Linked DNA regions of Mus musculus: region 1 is linked to region 2. Evidence: chromatin loops called from intact Hi-C (ENCODE). Cell type or tissue: left cerebral cortex. All regions are shown on one strand. Each heading gives the region's core, and the rest is flanking DNA. Links, peaks and the distances in the headings are about the cores only. Region 1 holds the start of Gm41952 (a long non-coding RNA gene). Region 2 overlaps Fcmr (Fc fragment of IgM receptor).

Region 1 (9,155 bases), core at 1,324-6,323, 87 kb after region 2:
AAACCTAAACAATATGGATGATTTTCTAGACAGATGCCACTTACCAAAGTTAAATCAAGATCAGGTAAACTACTTAAATAGTCCTATAACCTTTAAGAAAATAGAAGCAGTCATTAAAAGTCCTCCAGCCAAAACGAATTCTACAAAACTTTCAAAGCACAGCTAATACACTACTCCTCAAACTATTCCACAAAATAGAAGCAGAAGGAACACTGTCACCACAGTTACCTTGATACCTAAACCACACAAAGACTCAACCAAGAAAGAGGTTTAAAGATCATTCTGTCTGCACCCCTGAAGCAAGTTTCCTGGAAGGACAGAATATGTGGGCCCACTCAGGGGAAACCAGAGTTCTCCTTGTGGTGTGGAAGGTGTTATCAACTGGGCCCCTAGAGCAAGTTTTTACCCCACTCAAACTTTTACACCCTTGTGAGAAGGGACTGATTTTAGCTACATTACTTGAATTGAGAAGCCCTAGATTCTGTGGCTTGGATATGGTTTGATTTTTATTCGTCAGGATTTCAGATACTGGTATGTTAAGAAGTGAAATCCTGAGACTGGAGAGATCTCTCAGTGGTTAAGAGCACTGACTGCTCTTCCAGAGGTCCTGAGTCCAATTCTCAGCAACCACATGATGGCTCACAACCATCTTTAATGTGATTCAATGCCCTATTCTGGTATGTCTTAAGACAGTTACAATGTACTCGTATACATAAAATAAAAATAAATTTTAAGAAAAAGAGGTGAGGTCTCATGGGAGTTCCTTATGTCACTAGGAACCACCCTTTGAAGGGATTCTCATGATACCCTTGACTTAGTTCCAAGAAAGTCATTACAAAAGGAACAAGCCTGCCCCTCTCCCTGGAATCCTGTTTTATAATGGGAAGTTTTACTAGGTAGGTTTAATGTTGCTACCATGAGACACCACAACCAAAGCAATTAGGGAATGAAAGGATTTATTTGGCTTATACTTCACTGTTCATTACTGAAGGAAGTTAGGACAGGAACTCAAACAGGCCAGGAACCTGTGAAGGCAGAGGCCATGGAGGGGTGCTACTTATTGTATTGCTCCTCATGGCTTGCTCAGCCTGCTTTCTTACAGAACTCAGGACCACCAGCCCAGGGATGACACCACTTCCAATGAGTGGGGCCCTCCCTATCAATCAGTGATAAAGAAAATGCTCCACAGGCTTGTCTACAGACTAATCTTATAGTGGTATTTTCTCAGTTGATGTTCCCTCCTCTCTAATGTCAAATTGACATAAAACTAGGCAAGCCCAGAAGTCTCCCTCATACGCTTGTTCCACCATGATGTCATCTGCCATTAGTTCCTTACCAGAAGTCATATCAATGTGGAATACATTATTTTAGACTTGCAACCTCTTAGATGATGAGATAAGTAAATCCCCTTTCTTCTTAAAATCCCAGTATTGGGGGTCTTGTTAAAGTGCTTAAATAAATAAATAAATAAATAAATAAATAAATAAATAAATACACTAGATTGCAGCGCTCATGAGTCAAAAGCTGGGATCTGACCCTTCAAAGGCAGACTCCAGAGTGGATGATGGTTGCCACGGTTATGGTATGGAGCCTGTGATAGAGAACTTAATCCAGCTCATGGTCAGAGATGAACTCCCTAAGGAAGGAGGCTTAAGTCTGAAATACAGCAGAGTACCACAAATAAAACAATCTCAATTCCATCCTTTCCTCTGACCTCCCAATAGATTTCAACACATCCTCCAAGATGCTTACTCAAACTGCCCACAGGCAAGACTATTCATGGGCACTGCGCTTCCTATTCTCACCCATCTTGCTTTTCAGCCCTCTTTTTCAGGGGTGTTCTCCCATGAAGCCTCCTCCAACCCTCTCTTCATGAAAGTCTTTGAACCAGAATCCTGGTCTGCCATACATCCTCAGAGCCAAGTTGAAAATTTCTCTTCTTTCTTTCCCTAGAAAAATTTTGGCTTTGACACTAGTTTTCCTAGCACCAAACATTAATCACAGATCAAGCTGAAATGCTACGCTGAAGTTTATACAAATTTTGGGCAGAATGGGGCACAGAGTATCTGATATGGAGAACTCTGGGACTTTTTAGCTCCTAGCCATCCCATTAAGTCCAGACAAGATCAAGGCCTAAGAACCTGAGGAACTTGGACTCTTCCCCTAAATTCTGGTAGACCAGATCTCTGAGGGTGGAATTATCTTTACTCCGCCAGCTAGCCTTTCCTCCCAGACTTCCTCCAAATGATCCTTGGTCTGAAGAAGAAATGGAAGGGAGAGAAGATGCTGGTCCCATGTGGCAGCATGCCAGATCAGTCTGTCATGAACTCACTTCTGCTTCTCTGCAACTCTGCCACACCTAGGGAAACTCAGAAACACCTGGCAGGTGGCAATATCCAAATCTATCTGCTGGGAACAGAAACGAATTGGAAAGAAGCTGATAGGGCTGGTGCATGGAATGAGCCTTCGCCAAGATGAACACACATACGGATTCTGAGTTTTGCACATACTTCCTCTTCGAGAGGATGGATGAGTATGTGTGTGTGTATATATATGTATATATATATATGCATATATATGTACATATATATGTACATGCGCATGTATATGTATATGTGTATGTATATATCCCCAAATATATTATCTAATGTAAATATATTATATATAGTATAAACATTATCTATTCTATTCTATTCTATTCTATTCTATTCTATTCTATTCTATTCTATTCTATTCTATTCTATTCTATTCTATTCTGGAGGGAATGCTAACACCAGGGAGCTCCCAGAGGTGTTAGCATCATCTGGAAGGAGGTCATTGTAGTTCAAAGTCCTGTTCAAAGAGGAGTCTTCATAGGAAAATAAAAAGAACCTTAAGCCAGGACAGATGAACCTCTGAAAGCTACAGTTGTGGCAATGTTAATAACAGCAACTGATGCTTATAGACTGCTTACTATGTGCAAGTACATGTCTCCAAACACCTAATGAATTTGAAATCATGTAATCTTTGATCCAAAATAGCCTGCCTCACTGAGTCTTTTGTAGGGGCTGGGTCTTGTTGCCAATCTGTCATTTTCATAAGACTATATTAGTGTAAAAGAACTGTAATATGCTGAAACCATTCATTGATTCAACATACTGAGCACACACTATGCTAGACAATGGGAAGGCAAAGAGACAACACCTCCTTCCCTTGGAGAGACAAGAATCTAGTGAGAGAAACAGGCAGGTAGAAAGGGCAACTCATTGCATTGGGATATGTGTTTTGAAGAGGGCCACTGCATGCTGAAGAACATAGTACAAAAGTTAGGAGGGAAATAGAGGTGTGCGGTATGGGGTATCAGAGAAATCATGTGGGTAAAGGTGAACTTCACTAATGCTTCAAGGATACATGGGAGTTAGGCAAGAGAAAGGCAGGCATCCTGGCCAGATGGTTAACAGGGGCAGAACTTGGAAATGGGGCAAGAAAATGAGTAGGAGGAGAAAGTAAAGCAGTTTCATGAGCTGCTCAGAGTTGTGCCAAACAGACTTCACTCTGCAGCTCTAGCGCATACACCCATATTAAAAGCCAAACGTTCTTGCCAAGCCATGTCCGAGTTTTAAATACATGATTAAATAATTGCCATTGTTTGAAGCCACTGTTTTGAGACAGTTTGTTTTTCAGCAACAGATAATGAAAACAATCACTCTGGAGATGAAAGGAGGAGGAGGAAGAGGAGGAAGAGAAAGAAGAGGAGGAGAGCTATGTGCGAAGGACTTATTATGTTCATACAAAGTGCCAATAGCTTACCCCTTCTAGGCCTCATGCAAGGTCAAAAGCATCCACTATTTGGCTAACATCTGGAAGCTAATTGTATCTGCTAATTATTAATAGGCCATGATTGTAGGTGGTGTAAAAGAGTCTTTAGGCTTCAAATATAGGGTTTTGGAAGATCCCTGAAATCTGGGTAAAAAGCCAAAGGTAAGGTAGGATTCTGGTACCTTGAAAAGGTTGCAGACTCACAAACTATTTTCAGCCTGAAGGAGAGTGGTTTCTAACAGTTCCACACAAGCTTCTATACTTTCCTGTCTTTTTTTTTTAAATATGTGCATGTGCTTGTGCGTGTATATGTATGTGTGTTCTGTGTGTATTTATGTTCAACCATATTTTTGTTTATACACTCTGTGTGTATTTTTGTTTAACCATCTGGCAAGGATGTCTGTCTTTCTCTTGCCTAACTCCCATGCATCCTTGAGTTCGTGAAGCTCACCTGTACCCACAAGCCCATGGATGCTAGGAGACGGCATCAGATGCCCCACTACTGGAGTTACAGGCACCTGGCATGGGTATGACTGAGGACCCAGACCCAGTCCTCTGAAGCAGCCACAGAGCTCATGCCCACTGATCCTTCTCTCCTACCCTTCCTTTGTTTTTTGAACGAAGTTTCAGAGGGCACACTTAGCAAGCTTGAGAAAGATGTGACATTTGGAACGAGAGTAGGGACAGGGAATGTCAGATGAGGGTCCTAAATGTTTTAACAATCTGGAATAAGTTTATTCCAACAAGTTGAAATTTAAGATGGATAAACACAAGACTCTCGACTGAATATGAAAAAGAAGGCACCTGAAGTAAAGCAGATAAGAACTTTGACCTAGTCACCTGAGACTTGCCTAACCTTTGGACTGTGGGGTAAGACAGATAGCCTAAATCCCTTACATACACCAGTAAGTAACTATGAGCTTTGGGAAATCATTTAGGGACTGGAATGTAGCTCAGTTAGTGGGGTGCTTGCATGAGTTCAATCTCTAGAACTACATAAAACAGGTATGGTGGTTCATGCGCATAATCTCAGTGCTCAAAAAGGGGGGGAGGGGGCAGGAGGATCAGGAGTTCAAGGTTCCCCTCAGTTGCAGACATAGCAGGAGTGCGAGACAGTGTTCCCAGTGCAAGTCCTTCTGTAGTAAGGAACCGAAGAGAGATGGACACTAGTGAGTGACTCACTCTCTCATTTTCCTCCAGAATGGGACCTCAGCCATGGGATCTCGCCACATTCGGGTGTGTGTCCCTCCTTCAGTCAAACCTCTGAGAGTGTCTTCACAGCACTGCTACAAGTAGGTTTCCTGGGTGAGTATAAATCCTATCAATTAATATTAACTGCCTGTCTGTGTACCAGATTCTGTCCATGGAGATTTGCAGGGCTCTGGCCTGGCTAGAGCAGCCAAAGAGTTGTGCTATGCAAAGGGGAGGGGTAGTTGGATCAAGACACGCTGCTGGGTCTCTTCCATGGTCGATGCTGCTCCTGAGTCGGTGGTGGATAACAGCCAGGCCCTGGCTGGCCAGGCACAGTGGGCAGCTAAGGAGCCAAGGTCAAAGCCACCGAGTGGGGAGTGACTACAGTAGGCTGGAGGAGCTTCCAGTGAGGAAAGCTTCGGAGAGAATTCTCTCCCCCTAAGTGCTACAGCTATAAGACAGACGCTCTTTGATGAAGTAACTTATGTGTTTTATTTCTTATGGATAGCGTCTTATATATGTTTTGGGGTGGGGTGGGGTCTAAGCAGATGCTTTCTATTGACTTGGTCCGAGGTATTAGGGATGCCTCATCTCCATGTGGAGGGCCTTTTTGGGGGGTGGGGGGAGGTTACCCCTATGTGACTGATTGTCACCGTCCTCTCCATGGTTTATTGTGGTCACGTGTTCCAGGACAGGAGTCTGGTCAGGAGTAGATGAAACATCTACCGTTCTCAGATATGAGAGTACCGGGGTTTCTAAATTTGCTCAACCTTACCAGGTTTTCTGCCTGGTGGCACTGTCCCACAATTCACCATCATAAATGTATGTCAGTGTGTTCATGCTGTAGCTGTAATCGCAGTTCTTATCTTTTGACTGAACAATACAACAGTAGACTGAACAATGCAAAGATCCGAAGACAAAACAGCACAAACCACAACACAGAACCACAAGAAACATGGGAAAGCAGGGCACATTCCTCCAGAAGGTTATAACACGCAACTAGTGAGTTCAAAAGACTGCACTGGGGAAAGTGTGAAATGAAAATTGCAAGTTTACTGTTAAAAATAATCCATCACAGGGATCCAGGTTAGTTGGCATTGTTGGTCTTCCTGTGGGATTGTCACCTCCTTAAGGGCCTTCAATCCTTCCCCTAACTCTTCCATAGGGGCCTGAACTCTGTCCAGTGTTTGTGAGCATCTGCACCTGTCTCTGTCAGCTGCTGGGAAAAATCTCTCGGAGAACAGCTAGGCTAGGCTCCTGTCTGCAAGCACAACGTAGCATTATTAAGAGTGGGAAGGATTGGTGCCTGCCCATGGGACAAGTCTCAAAATGGGCCAGGAGCTCCCAAAGACTGAGGCACCAACCAAAAAAAAAAAAAAAAAAAAAAAAGCATACACAGGCTGGTCTGAGGCTCCAGGCACTTATGTATCAGAGGACTGCCTTGTCTGGCCTCAGGAGGAGAAAATGTGCCTAATCCTGTGAACTTGATGCACTGGGGTGCGAGGATACCCAGGGTGGGGACAGCCTCTCAGAGGTGAAGGGGATGGGGATAGAGGATAAAGGCAAAGGGGCTGGAGGATGAGGGATGGGGGGAAGGAGCTCTGTGAGAGGGGAGGAAGCGGCAGTATTTGGGATATAATTAATTAAATAATTAGTTCAAATGATCTATCACCTCCAAGAGGACACAAATGAGCAGATATATGATATCCAAGACCTGGAGTGGAACTCAGCAAATGAATGAGAAAATGGCAAAACAGATGGAACGTGCTTAGCATTGAATTGATGGTGTGTTAAATTAGCATGACGTTTTAGCCATAGTAATCAAAAGAACAAATGCACAGATTAATAAAATTAGAGATAAAAGATAAAAGGGTCATTCCAACAGTTACCAGTGTAATTTAGAAGGTCATAAAAACAGACGTTAAAATTTTATATCCTGCTAAACTGGAAAATCTAAAAGAAATGAATGACTTAGTAGATGCATATAATCTGCCAAAGTTAGAGTAAAAGGAGATTTAAAAAATTTAAGTAGATATGCATCGCACAGTGAGATTGAAGCGATAATTTAAAATTTCCCAACTAACAAAGTCCACACCAGATTGACTCTGCAGAATTCTAGCAAACCATCAAAGAACCAATACTCATTCTTAAATCATTCCATAAAACAGAAGAGAATGCTCTTAAATTCACTTTAGGAAGCATTACCCTGATACCAAAACCAGATAAAAAAGCAATAATGAAAAATAGATCAATATCCTTTGATGAACATAGACACAATAATTCTCAATAAAATGCTTACAAACTAACTTTATGAATCATCAAAAAGATGATTCTTTGTAATAGTGTTAGCTTCATTCCAGAGATGCAGGGATAGCTCAGCACACACAAATCTACACATATAAATACATCCCATAAAACAAATGCTCAAGGGCAGAGACTATGAAATCATTTCAATAGTCATTAGTAATGTCTTTGACAAAATCTGCCATCTCTTCAGACTGAAAATCCTGAAGATAGCAGAGATTAAGGAAACATGTCCCAACATAATAAAGGCTACATATGACAGAGCCATATATCATCATATAACATCATGATAAGAGGAGAAAAATGTGAAGCATTTCCATTAAAGTGAGAAACAAAGCTCCACTCTCCAGTCATATTTAACATAGTGCTCAAAGCCTTACCTAGAATAATAAGGCAAGAGAAGAAAGCAAAGGGATACAAATATGAAAGAAAAAATCCCAAATATCTTTATTTGCAGATGACATGATTCTACACACACACACAAAAGGCCCTTCACACTACACCAGAAAATTCTTGTAGCAAATAAAAAATTTTCATCAAAGAGGCAAGATACAAAATTAAAATGCAAAAATCAGGACCCTTGCTATATACCAGTGACAAATGAACTGAAAAATAGAATTAGGGAACAATTTTATTCACAATGGCCTCATAAACTAAATACGATAGCTTAGAATAAGCCTAACAAATTAAGTAATAGATTCCACCATCGACATCGATTCCAACGAGTCTGGAGATGTCCCAAATCCACGCTGGTAATCCAAAGGAACCCAGTTCCATTCTCCACATCCACATCAATGGGCTCCCGACCTTCTATAACTCCAACTTCCAGGGACTCCAACCCCTCTTCTGACCTCCCTTCGTGGGTACCCACACACATGTGACATCCATCCACAAAGCTGCTCCCCATACACACACAAATAAAAATAAGGTTAAAAAACACCATAGAAGGAAATTGAGCAAGACACCAGAAGATGATGTCTTGGATCAAAAGAATTGAATACTGTGAAAATGACTATGCAACTAAAGCAACGGAGGCTTTAAGGGAGAGAGGATAGTAGAACATATGAGAGCATGAAAGTAAAGATAGGATCTCCCCTGTAAAACTATGGACAGGACTACAGTTGGGGATTAAAGGGGACAGCAATATTTTATCACTCTGTCTGCTATATCTCCAAGTCTCAGAGTTGACTTGATCAGTACCCCGGCAAACCTCATCTACCAGACCCATGAACATTCTCTGCCATCAGACTGGTCTTGGCTGATACATGCAGCCAGCAAGGCCGTAGCAGCATCTACCCAACACAAACAGGGTTAAAAGATACCAACCAGGAGATCTACAGAAGTGGCTCGTGTAGGAATTTCACAGAAGGGTTCCCAGGGACTGCAGGCAGAGCAACCATCGTGTAGCACCAAGGAAAGTCTAAGCTGCAGGAGTTTGGGCACCACACAGGAACACGGCAACACTGGTTGGGAGGAGTTTGCCTCGGGTATCCTACTATCCATAGCCTGGTAGGAGAGAGTCAAGAGCCCACATGAGAAAAAACAAACCATTTACAGGCAACACAAAGCCCAGCCCAAAACAGCAGAGATGAGGAAATCAACATTCGGGCCAAGGACCTTTTTTTTTCTTGTATTTCCACTCATAGCTCTTTCCAGTGCAGCTGTTCTTTATCTCCTAATGATCTGTAGTCTTATATCTCTTTCTTCTTCTGTAGCTACATCTCTATATAGCACAAGAGGGCATTGTAGCGGACCAACACTACAATGTTGAAGTAAAAGGATCTGCTGATGCCTTTTACTATTCTATACAATCTGTGCTCTGTCACGCACATATGCTCCCCCTCCCCTTCTTCTTCTTCTTC
Region 2 (9,155 bases), core at 1,420-6,419:
AATCTCCAGTGTGTCCTCAGCCCTCAAGGCCCTGCCTTATTTCTTCTTTTGCACTGTGAAAAGAATATAGGATGCTAACATCTCAATCATGCGTTTTCATCCAACTATATATCGACAGTGACTTTTCAAACTACAGCTTTCCTCTTTTCTACTATTTCTACAATTCAGTCACCAAATTAGAGGTTAGAAACTAGAGATCACTTTATTGCCTATATAATATTAGTATCAAATCAGTGAGTTCCTTTAGATACCTTCTCCCCCTCCCCCTTTTCCCCAAGAACCACTTTTAAGTTGCCAGGAATTACATCTGAGGTGTGTCTTTAAAAAGCAGGTCCCTACACCAGCCTAGACAGAGGGAGCCACCATGCCCAAGGACAAGACAATTCATAGGCATCAGTGAGCCCCCAATGACTGACCCAGCATTTCAAACTTCTAAACTACGAATCCTACCTACTTTGCTCTGTCTTGGAAGTCTGTTTTTGTAATCCTGGTCATAGATGCTACCATAGACTCTAAAGAGAGCTAGTTAGTTTGTCCAGGAATCTGGTCATTTTTAAGAATCCCCCAACCTCTGGATCAGGTCTTGAGCCTTGGCTGGCTGGAACTTTGTGAATGTGTCACCTTTCTATTGCCTGGGTCCAGGCACAAAGCCATCTTGTGAGTTCTGTTGGCAGCAGTTTTAAGCAGTATTGAGCTTTGTGTATCAAATGCAAGGTTCCTTGGCAGACCATGTACTTCTGACTGTGCCCTCTGCCTCTTCCCCCCTCCAACTTGTTAGCATAGCTTCACTTTCAGAACTCAACACTTCCTGTGGCTATTCTCCAGCTCCTCTGCACTGTCACCTAACCCCCATCTCTAGCCCATGTTTTTTCACCTCTCTTCAATACTTCCCTCTACCAGAGATATCCTAATCTAGATGCCCTAAACCCATTGATATTCTAATGTTTTAACTCTCGCATGACTAAGCTCATTGAAGCTATTCAGAATGTACGGTTTGTAGATAAACATCATAAGCCAGCAGATTTCCCTGCCACATTCTCTCACGTCCTTACCTCGGTGCAATCTGTTCTTGTTACCTGAAAGGCCTTTTTCATCTCCACCTTAGCTCTCCAGGCCCAGCTAAACACACACATGCTTTACACTATAAGCACACACCCTTGTGATGGTTTGAATGAGAACGGCCCCCATTCATTCATATGTTTGAATGCTTGGCTCTAACTTGGTGGAATTGCTTGGGAAGGATTAGGGGAGATTGCCTTGTTAGAGTAGGTGTATCACTGGGAGTGGGTTTTGAGATTTCAAAACTACACATCACTTCATCTCTCTCTCTCTCTCTCTCTATCTCTCTCTCTCACACACACACACACACACACACACACACACACACACACACACACACACACACACACACTTGTGGATCAAGATATAAGCTCTTAGCTACTGCTTCAACACCACACCTGCCTGCCTGCTGCCATGCCTCTCCCTACAGTGGTCATGAACTCTAACCCTCTGAAACCATGAGCCCCAAATTAAATGCTCTCCTTTATAAGTTGCCTTGGTCCTGGTGTTTTGTCACAGCAATAGAAAAGCAACTAAGACAACCCTCTTCTCGGTATATGGAGGCACTTGCTGGGACCCACTTAGATTGCCATCTGTGGCTTTACCCTCTGCTATAGTGGGTTGGGTTACGCTACACTTCCCTTTTCTTGCTTTTTAATGTCAGGAACTTGTGACCCACAACCTCCACTCCTCCTTGTCCTATTTCTCTCCTAGGCATATGTATGTTCACACCCATGCATGTATACTCACACTCAGGCACACCCTGATTGCCCTTCCATGAGTTCTCCACCCTAGTGACAAGCATCACCTTCTCAGGCACCCTCCATGCCCATTCTTTCAGGGTACAGCGTTGGACACCACTTCTCTCAAAAGCCATCCTCCCAGGACACCATCCCCTCAGTGGCCTGAGTCAGGTGTCCCTGCTTGCTGTTGTCAGGGAGCCCTGAGCTATCTCTCTCAAGACATCTATTACATTGTACTGGAGTAGCTGTCTGTTGGTATAATTTACAACATGACTTACTGTATGAGAGAGGAGCACCCAGGAAAGGTATCAAATGTATATTTGTTGAATGGTTTAGTAGAGTTGAAAGGAGGAGTGGATAGATGAACAGAATTGAGAAAAGAAGAACCCAGAAGGACAATTTGCTGTAAGAATGGGTCACCTTTCTCACCCTCAGACTTTAGTCCCTCAGGGGGTTATGTGCCACTGGGGGGGGGGGTCATTCCTGGCATCTCATTTCTCTTTGGAGTAGGCATTGTAGTTGTGTCTAGGTCCTTACAGGCTCGGGTTTAATTATGAGGCTGAGGCTAAGGACATGGGGTGGGCACAGAGTAAGCCTGAATGAGAATGAAGGATCTGGGCATAAATCAGAAGAAAACTCTGTAGGGCTGAGGCTGGGCTGGTGACAGGGCATGGCTAGATCTGGGGGTTAATTTGGGGGTGGTCTGGGGTCGGCAATAGGTTTGGAGAGAAGTGTGAGGGGGAGGTATGGATGAAGTAGAGACACATCTGAGAATGGGGCTTCTTCTGCATTAGTTTCTTCTCTTCGCAGTGTCTGGGGCCCTGAGAGTCCTCCCAGAAGTACAGCTGAATGTAGAGTGGGGTGGATCCATTATCATCGAATGCCCACTCCCTCAACTACACGTAAGGATGTATCTGTGTCGGCAGATGGCCAAACCTGGGATATGCTCCACTGTGGTGTCCAACACCTTTGTCAAGAAGGAATATGAAAGGCGAGTCACCCTGACGCCATGCTTGGATAAGAAGCTATTCCTAGTGGAGATGACACAGCTGACGGAAAATGACGATGGAATCTATGCCTGTGGTGTGGGCATGAAGACAGACAAAGGCAAGACCCAGAAAATCACCCTGAATGTCCATAATGGTAGGTGTTTAGAAAACTGAGACCAGCATCTAACTGTAACCATCCCATACTATTGCCATATTAGCCATCCCAGTATTAACACAGAACAACACAGCTTAACTTCACAGTTGACCGACACCACAGCCTAGAACCTTCTAGCCACAGGAGATGAAAGGAGTAAGATAGATGTTGTATGTTGCCCATTCTACCCAGGGCATGAATGGAGAGGTAGACCTTAGACAGAGGAGGTTTTGAGGATGAGGAAACCATCAGAGGAACCATGCATGTCCTATGTAATTATTATGTGTGTGATTATTATGTCTTGGGTGGATAAGACTAAGAAACAATGATCGAGCCAAATGTGTTACTATACGGTGGGGTCCTACATTTCTTCTTAACTCTGACTTTTCCATGACATCCTAACATGTGCATGACTGCTTCAGCAATGTATAACCCCCAACAGTCCAATGGCTTTATAGGGAGCGCTGGATATGCTGGTGGGAAAGGCCAGCATTCAGGGAGACTCTATACCCGTTCCTTTCTTGTTGTTTCTGTGGACTATTCTCATCTCCTCATGGCCTTGGCTGAGTCAGCTCTTACTGGACCCTCCAGTCTTATCTCTTCCCTGATGATCACCAACGAATCCCTCTTGCCTCCAATAGAATACCCAGAACCATTCTGGGAAGATGAATGGACCTCTGAGCGGCCAAGATGGTTGCACAGATTTCTGCAGCACCAGATGCCCTGGCTCCACGGGAGTGAACATCCCAGCTCTTCTGGAGTCATAGCCAAAGGTGAGCTCATCAAGTCAAGAGCGCGAGAAGAGGGAGACTTGTTTTGTTCAATTCATAAGGCAGTTAGCAAAGCTGAAGGGACTTTCCCATGCTTTTTCCTTGGGAAGGACCTTCATCTGACAGCTAAGAGGCCAGGCCCTAGTTGGAGGAGTCACATACCACCACTAGGTGGCATACAAGTAACAAAGTGCCCAATTCACAAACCCCAGGTCCTATTTGAATGACTAGAAACCAAGACTGGGCAGACGTTTGCCAACTGGAGGTCAGTATGTTTCCTGCTACCTGCAGGGGTGTCTTCTACCTGCTGGTAATTAGTGGTTTTAACAACTCTATTTAGCAATTAAAAGATGATTATCTACTAACATTCCCATGCATCTTAACATATACTGGTGAGTTAGGTACGTTAATTGAACATTGCTGCACTAGGAGGCCTTGCTGGGGTCAAAAGAAACAGTGTAACTGGGCAGATCATAGATCCATGAGTGTGACTGACTGGGATGAAATTGGGAAGAATATATGAGCACAGAAGAGCAAGGTACTCCCCATGTCCAGAAGACAGTAAGCCTGTGAGGTCAGGGAAGGCATCCTGGAGAAAATATTTAAAGTATGTATGCATGCATGCATGAAAGTTTTTTGTGTAGTTAGAGCACTATAAAGGCATTTGTGGCCACAAGGACTACAAAAACAGGTGGTGTGTATGGGCAAAAGGGGAGAAGTGATTGTGGGTGGAAGAGGAGACCCACTTCTCCTGGAGACTGGAGAGCACAGCATATCTCCCACTGATGTAAGCTTTCCCTTCCCTCTTGAAGTTACCACGCCAACTCCAAAGACTGAGGCCCCTCCGGTTCACCAGCCCTCCAGCATCACTTCAGTAACCCAACATCCCAGAGTTTACAGAGCATTTTCTGTGTCAGCTACCAAGTCCCCAGCGCTCCTGCCAGCAACCACAGCCTCAAAGACTTCCACTCAGCAAGCAATCAGGCCCCTAGAGGCCAGCTACAGCCACCACACCAGACTTCATGAGCAAAGGTAAGAAGGGCTTCTATGTTTAGTGCCTGTGTACTAAGAGCCCTGAAGTCATCCTATATCCTTCTCAGCTTTGTCTCCAGAAACCCTCTGAGAAATGCTCTGCTTTTGAGTGTTCTGTATAAATGCATTAGTCTTATCATCAAAGAATATGCTTTGTTGTTGTGGGTCTCCCTGCCCTTGTGGACATCAGCCAATTCTGTCCACAAGGGCAGTGGAAGCAGAGGCATCGAGATGGGAGGGGATTTGGAAGCCCTGTGAGTACATACAGTGACTAGCCACACTGGAACCAGCTATCAGGAGGCAGATCAACTTTATTTAGGGTGATTCAAGGCTTATAAAGTTTTGAGGGACTGAAAGTAGAAAAATCCAAAATAGGCAAAGGTCATTGGCTGGGGGCTTACCTGGATACCTCACTAGCATGGGGAAGCATTTTAGGAATCTCAGGTTCTGGCTGAACGAGATTTATCGGGAGAAAGAAAATTGATTCTGCAATCTCATTGAGGCTTCGTGACATTCCTCAGGTAGAAACGTGTGGGTTTAGAATTCCCCAGGTAAGGTCAGTGGGGTTTCTCCTTGAAACCCCACTAATGAAGGGAGTCTCTTATATTACACCAGGCCCAGAGGCTATCCAGTCATGATGGACTTTGACCTTAGTTAGCAGAGTTTTCCCACATGTAGTATTCTTTGCAACTCCCTAGTTCTGATCTTATAGAAAGACTCAGGTCTTTCTATCATACAGATTCATTCAGGCCTGTTGTAATGTATAACTAAATGAGAAAAAGGGTTTAATTAATTTAAAGTAATTAAAAGTATTTACTAATCAATTAGCATTAAAATTACTCTTACTTTTTTTTTCTTTCCTTCTTAATGCTGCTAACACTTTGTGACAAATGTTACTATTGCTTAGCTTGGTTCTAAATATCGGACCTCAATGAACCACTAGGGGGCAGCATTAAAGCAAATGTGTGTGAAACCCCACAAGCAATTTGCCTGAGCAAATACAAAAGAGAAAAAAGGCTATCATTTGGATCCTGTGAGGGAACTGGGGCAATAAAATCTATGTGGCTTCAATGAAACTAGGACTCTTAGTTTCCATCTCAGAAATCCACGTAATAAATGTTTCTTTCATGTCAACTGTGATAAAGACACACAATGTCCAAGTGTGGTTAATACAGGTCTGCCTATGCCAAGGTTTCTAACTGTGGGAATAGAAGCCATATCAGACCCTGCGATGGACTGGCTGTCTTCAATTCTTCCCACCCCCTATGATTTTGGTCAGAACAGTTTTGTGAAAGTCCAAAGTCCATTTCTGATACCCATTTATAACAAAATAAGACTCAGGGAAATTAAAACTCGCTCAAGAGCACAAAACCAGTAAAATGAGGAACTTAAATTTGAACCAAAGACTCCTGACCCCATAAACAAATCTCTTTGGGGATGATGGAGGAAATTCTGTTAACAATGGGTCAACTCGAAATCACCTAAAGAAAGGTGGCCACTGAAGGGTGAGTCTTTAAGTTTCCTTTCCTTGTCTAAGTTCTCTGTCTCTCTCCTTTTTCCCACGGCCAAGGACACGCCACCATGGCCCACACTATGGGAGAGAAGACCGAGGGCTTCACATCCCCATCCCAGAATTTCACATCCTGATTCCGACCTTCCTGGGCTTTCTCTTGCTGGTTCTTTTGGGACTGGTGGTAAAAAGAGCCATTCAAAGGAGGAGAGGTGAGCCACTTGAGGATCTGGGCTGTGGTTGGGAGACCTGAAGTACAAGAGCCCAGAGCATTCAGATCTAGCTCGGATGCCCAGGTAACCGGGATGAGAAATGGAGTCTAAAAATAGTTTGCCCTTGCTCCTGTGCTCTGTACCCTGGGCGTCTAAGTCCAGGCTACAACATTGCCAGGCATCCTAGAGGTGTATAGCCTTCAGTCTGGGAGAAAAGAGGCAGGTGGCCACTGGTGTCTGATGCCATGCCCTTCTCTTTTCTTGGTGACCTCCTGAAGCCTCCTCCAGACGTGCGGGCCGACTAGCGATGAGGAGGCGAGGCCGGGGGGCTTCCCGCCCGTTCCCCACACAGCGCCGGGATGCCTCGCAGAGGCCGCGCTCGCAGAACAACGTCTACAGCGCCTGCCCCCGGCGCGCACGGGGACCAGACAGCTTGGGTGAGCGCACACACTAGCGAGGCGTGGAGACTGGGGCCAGCCGGAAACCGGGGACAGGTGGTGACCAGGCGTGGGAAACCCGGGTCCTCACCGCTTTCTTCTGTCTCATAGGTCCAGCGGAGGCTCCGCTCCTCAACGCCCCAGCCTCAGCGTCCCCCGCTTCTCCGCAGGTAAGCTCCGCCCACCCCGGCCCGTTCAGCCAGGCTCTTCCCCCCCCAACCGGTTGTATCCAGTCCCTAAATTGAAGCCCTCGAAGGCTGGCGCTGCAAAATCTGTGGTTATCTTAGTTACCTGGCAAGCATTTCTTTTCGGATAAATGAATGTTGGATGTCTTTAGTCTAGTAGGGAAGGTACCCCTGCAGCGACTAAGGTGTAAAAAGGACGCTAGGTTTCTAGAAAGCTAGATGGGGTGGAAGCTACTCAGATAGTTTTACCTCTGTGAGAGAGGTATTTCAGACATCTCAGAGAGAGAGAGAGAGAGAGAGAGAGAGACAGAGAGAGAGAGAGAGAGAGAGAGAGAGACAGAGAGAGAGAGAGAGACAGAGAGAGAGAGAGAGACAGAGAGAGAGAGAGAGAGAGAGAGAGAGAGAGAGAGAGAGAGAGAGAGAGAGAGAGAGCCGCGTTATTTAAAGTGCCTGGGCAGAGATGCAGACATTCAACATAGCAGGTATCATTTTGTTCCCCCAAATTAAGGGAACAAACTTTAAGCATTCCCAAAGTCTAAAACATTTGGGCTTTGTAGTCAGAAAACGTGTTAATAAGGGCATCAAATGTGCGTGTGTTAATTAGTGTAAATTAATTAAATACAACAGACCCCCAAACCCTCAGGGTTCAAACCAGAGGGACAGGAAGAAGAGGATTAATCCATGAGGTCATCCAGGGACATTTTGTTCCAACAACTCCAGGCAGCTTTCCTGGTCCATGGTTAGTACTCAACCACCAGAACCAAGTTCTTATTTCTACACACAGAGATGATGGCTTCCTTAGGATCGTGACCCTGCATTCTCATATCTCACTAGTACTTGCCTCCCATTAGCTGCCGTGAAGTCATGTCATGCCTGGCTGGCAATATATTGTTTAAATGATCATATAAAAAGGGAAGAATGCTACCTAGCCCTGTAGTCACCTCCAGCTGTTTGAATGTGCCCCCCACACCTGCCCTCCAAACACAGACATAACCAGTCTTCGCTCACAAGACCCTCTTCTGGACTGCCTCCTGCTGAAAGCTAACCCTGTCTCATTCTCTCAATAAGTGTGTGTCTGTGTGTGTGTGTGTGTGTGTGTGTGTGTGTGTGTGTGTGTGTGTCAAATATACAGAGTATGCTCAATGGCTTATTTCAGTCTTCATATTTCAGTCTTCATAGGGAAAGTTTTCATTTTTTTTTAAACCAAATACGTTGACATTCAGTGGGAGATGTGTTTTTGAAGCAACCTTCTGCTCTTTCTCCTGTTGGTAAAATACAAAATGTAGAAGTCCCTTACAAAGGATGCTTCCTGCATTCAGAGGACTGCCCTTCTAGTTCTTAGAACTTTCATTTAGATGACTGATTGAAGTCTCTGTGGTGGCATTCTTCTGTGGGGATCACAGTCCTGTGCCATGTTAGTCTTGACGTAGCCTGGTCTTCTGAGAATTGCCATGAAGGGGAAGTCTTGGAGTGTCTCACTGGGGAAGAGAAGCGCCATCGTGCCCACATGGTCTGCAGTCTTCCTCCGCTACCCCGCCCTTTGCTGGAATGCACTCTTGTCCCATGTCATGGCCTCTCTGAGTCCTTGCAGAGGTACAAGAAATGATTCACCCTGCCTCTAACTGGTTGCCGGAGAAGATGCATATTTCCAGAACAAGTCATATCCCTTTATCCCCAAGGGGAGCCTTCTACAGGAGGACCTCCTTCACACTGCTCGGCCCTATGATTTCAGTCTTAAACCCTATGCAAAGTGTGTCCTGCCCACATAGAATGAAGTGGTTTCCAGTTATTTAGAGTGAGACTGTACCCTGAAAAGCCCCAGGGCTGGCCCACTTGATGGAGCTCAGCACCTTTGCGGTTGGGAGCTCAGCAACTCTGCCCCTGCTCCTTCATTTCCTGCAATGGAAATCCCAGCCAGAGCTAATGACACTCCTTTGGTTGTTCCCAGGTACTTGAAGCTCCTTGGCCCCACACCCCATCTCTGAAGATGAGCTGTGAATACGTGAGCTTGGGCTACCAGCCTGCTGTCAACCTGGAAGACCCTGATTCAGATGATTACATCAA

What was found. Hi-C counts contacts between places; a loop is a spot of excess contacts. Peaks named below come from ENCODE experiments on the same cell type or tissue, not always from the same donor. Only the 100,000 strongest peaks of a DNase experiment are listed, where the experiment ranks them.
Region 1: a loop joins it to region 2, with 2.0 times the contacts of the local background. A loop is called at or near these places in 20 of 42 quality-filtered maps.

The regions. Positions count from the first base shown.
Region 1 is chr1:130,958,818-130,967,972 of GRCm38, forward strand. Gm41952 (a long non-coding RNA gene) reads left to right here and starts at 4,673. Exons shown (of 3, transcript XR_878521.1): 1 at 4,673-4,703; 2 at 4,999-5,103. In left cerebral cortex, for the core only: no CTCF peak of the experiment used is centred there; a DNase peak (open chromatin) is centred at 3,469.
Region 2 is chr1:130,871,436-130,880,590 of GRCm38, forward strand. It overlaps Fcmr (Fc fragment of IgM receptor), which reads left to right. Exons shown (of 8, transcript NM_026976.3): 2 at 2,613-2,945; 3 at 3,587-3,718; 4 at 4,528-4,747; 5 at 6,318-6,469; 6 at 6,748-6,906; 7 at 7,018-7,076; 8 at 9,040-9,155. Among named protein-coding and RNA genes, the nearest start is that of Fcmr, 10 kb to the left of the region's middle. In left cerebral cortex, for the core only: CTCF peaks have their summits at 3,894 (motif pointing right) and 5,683 (motif pointing right); DNase peaks (open chromatin) are centred at 3,883 and 5,700.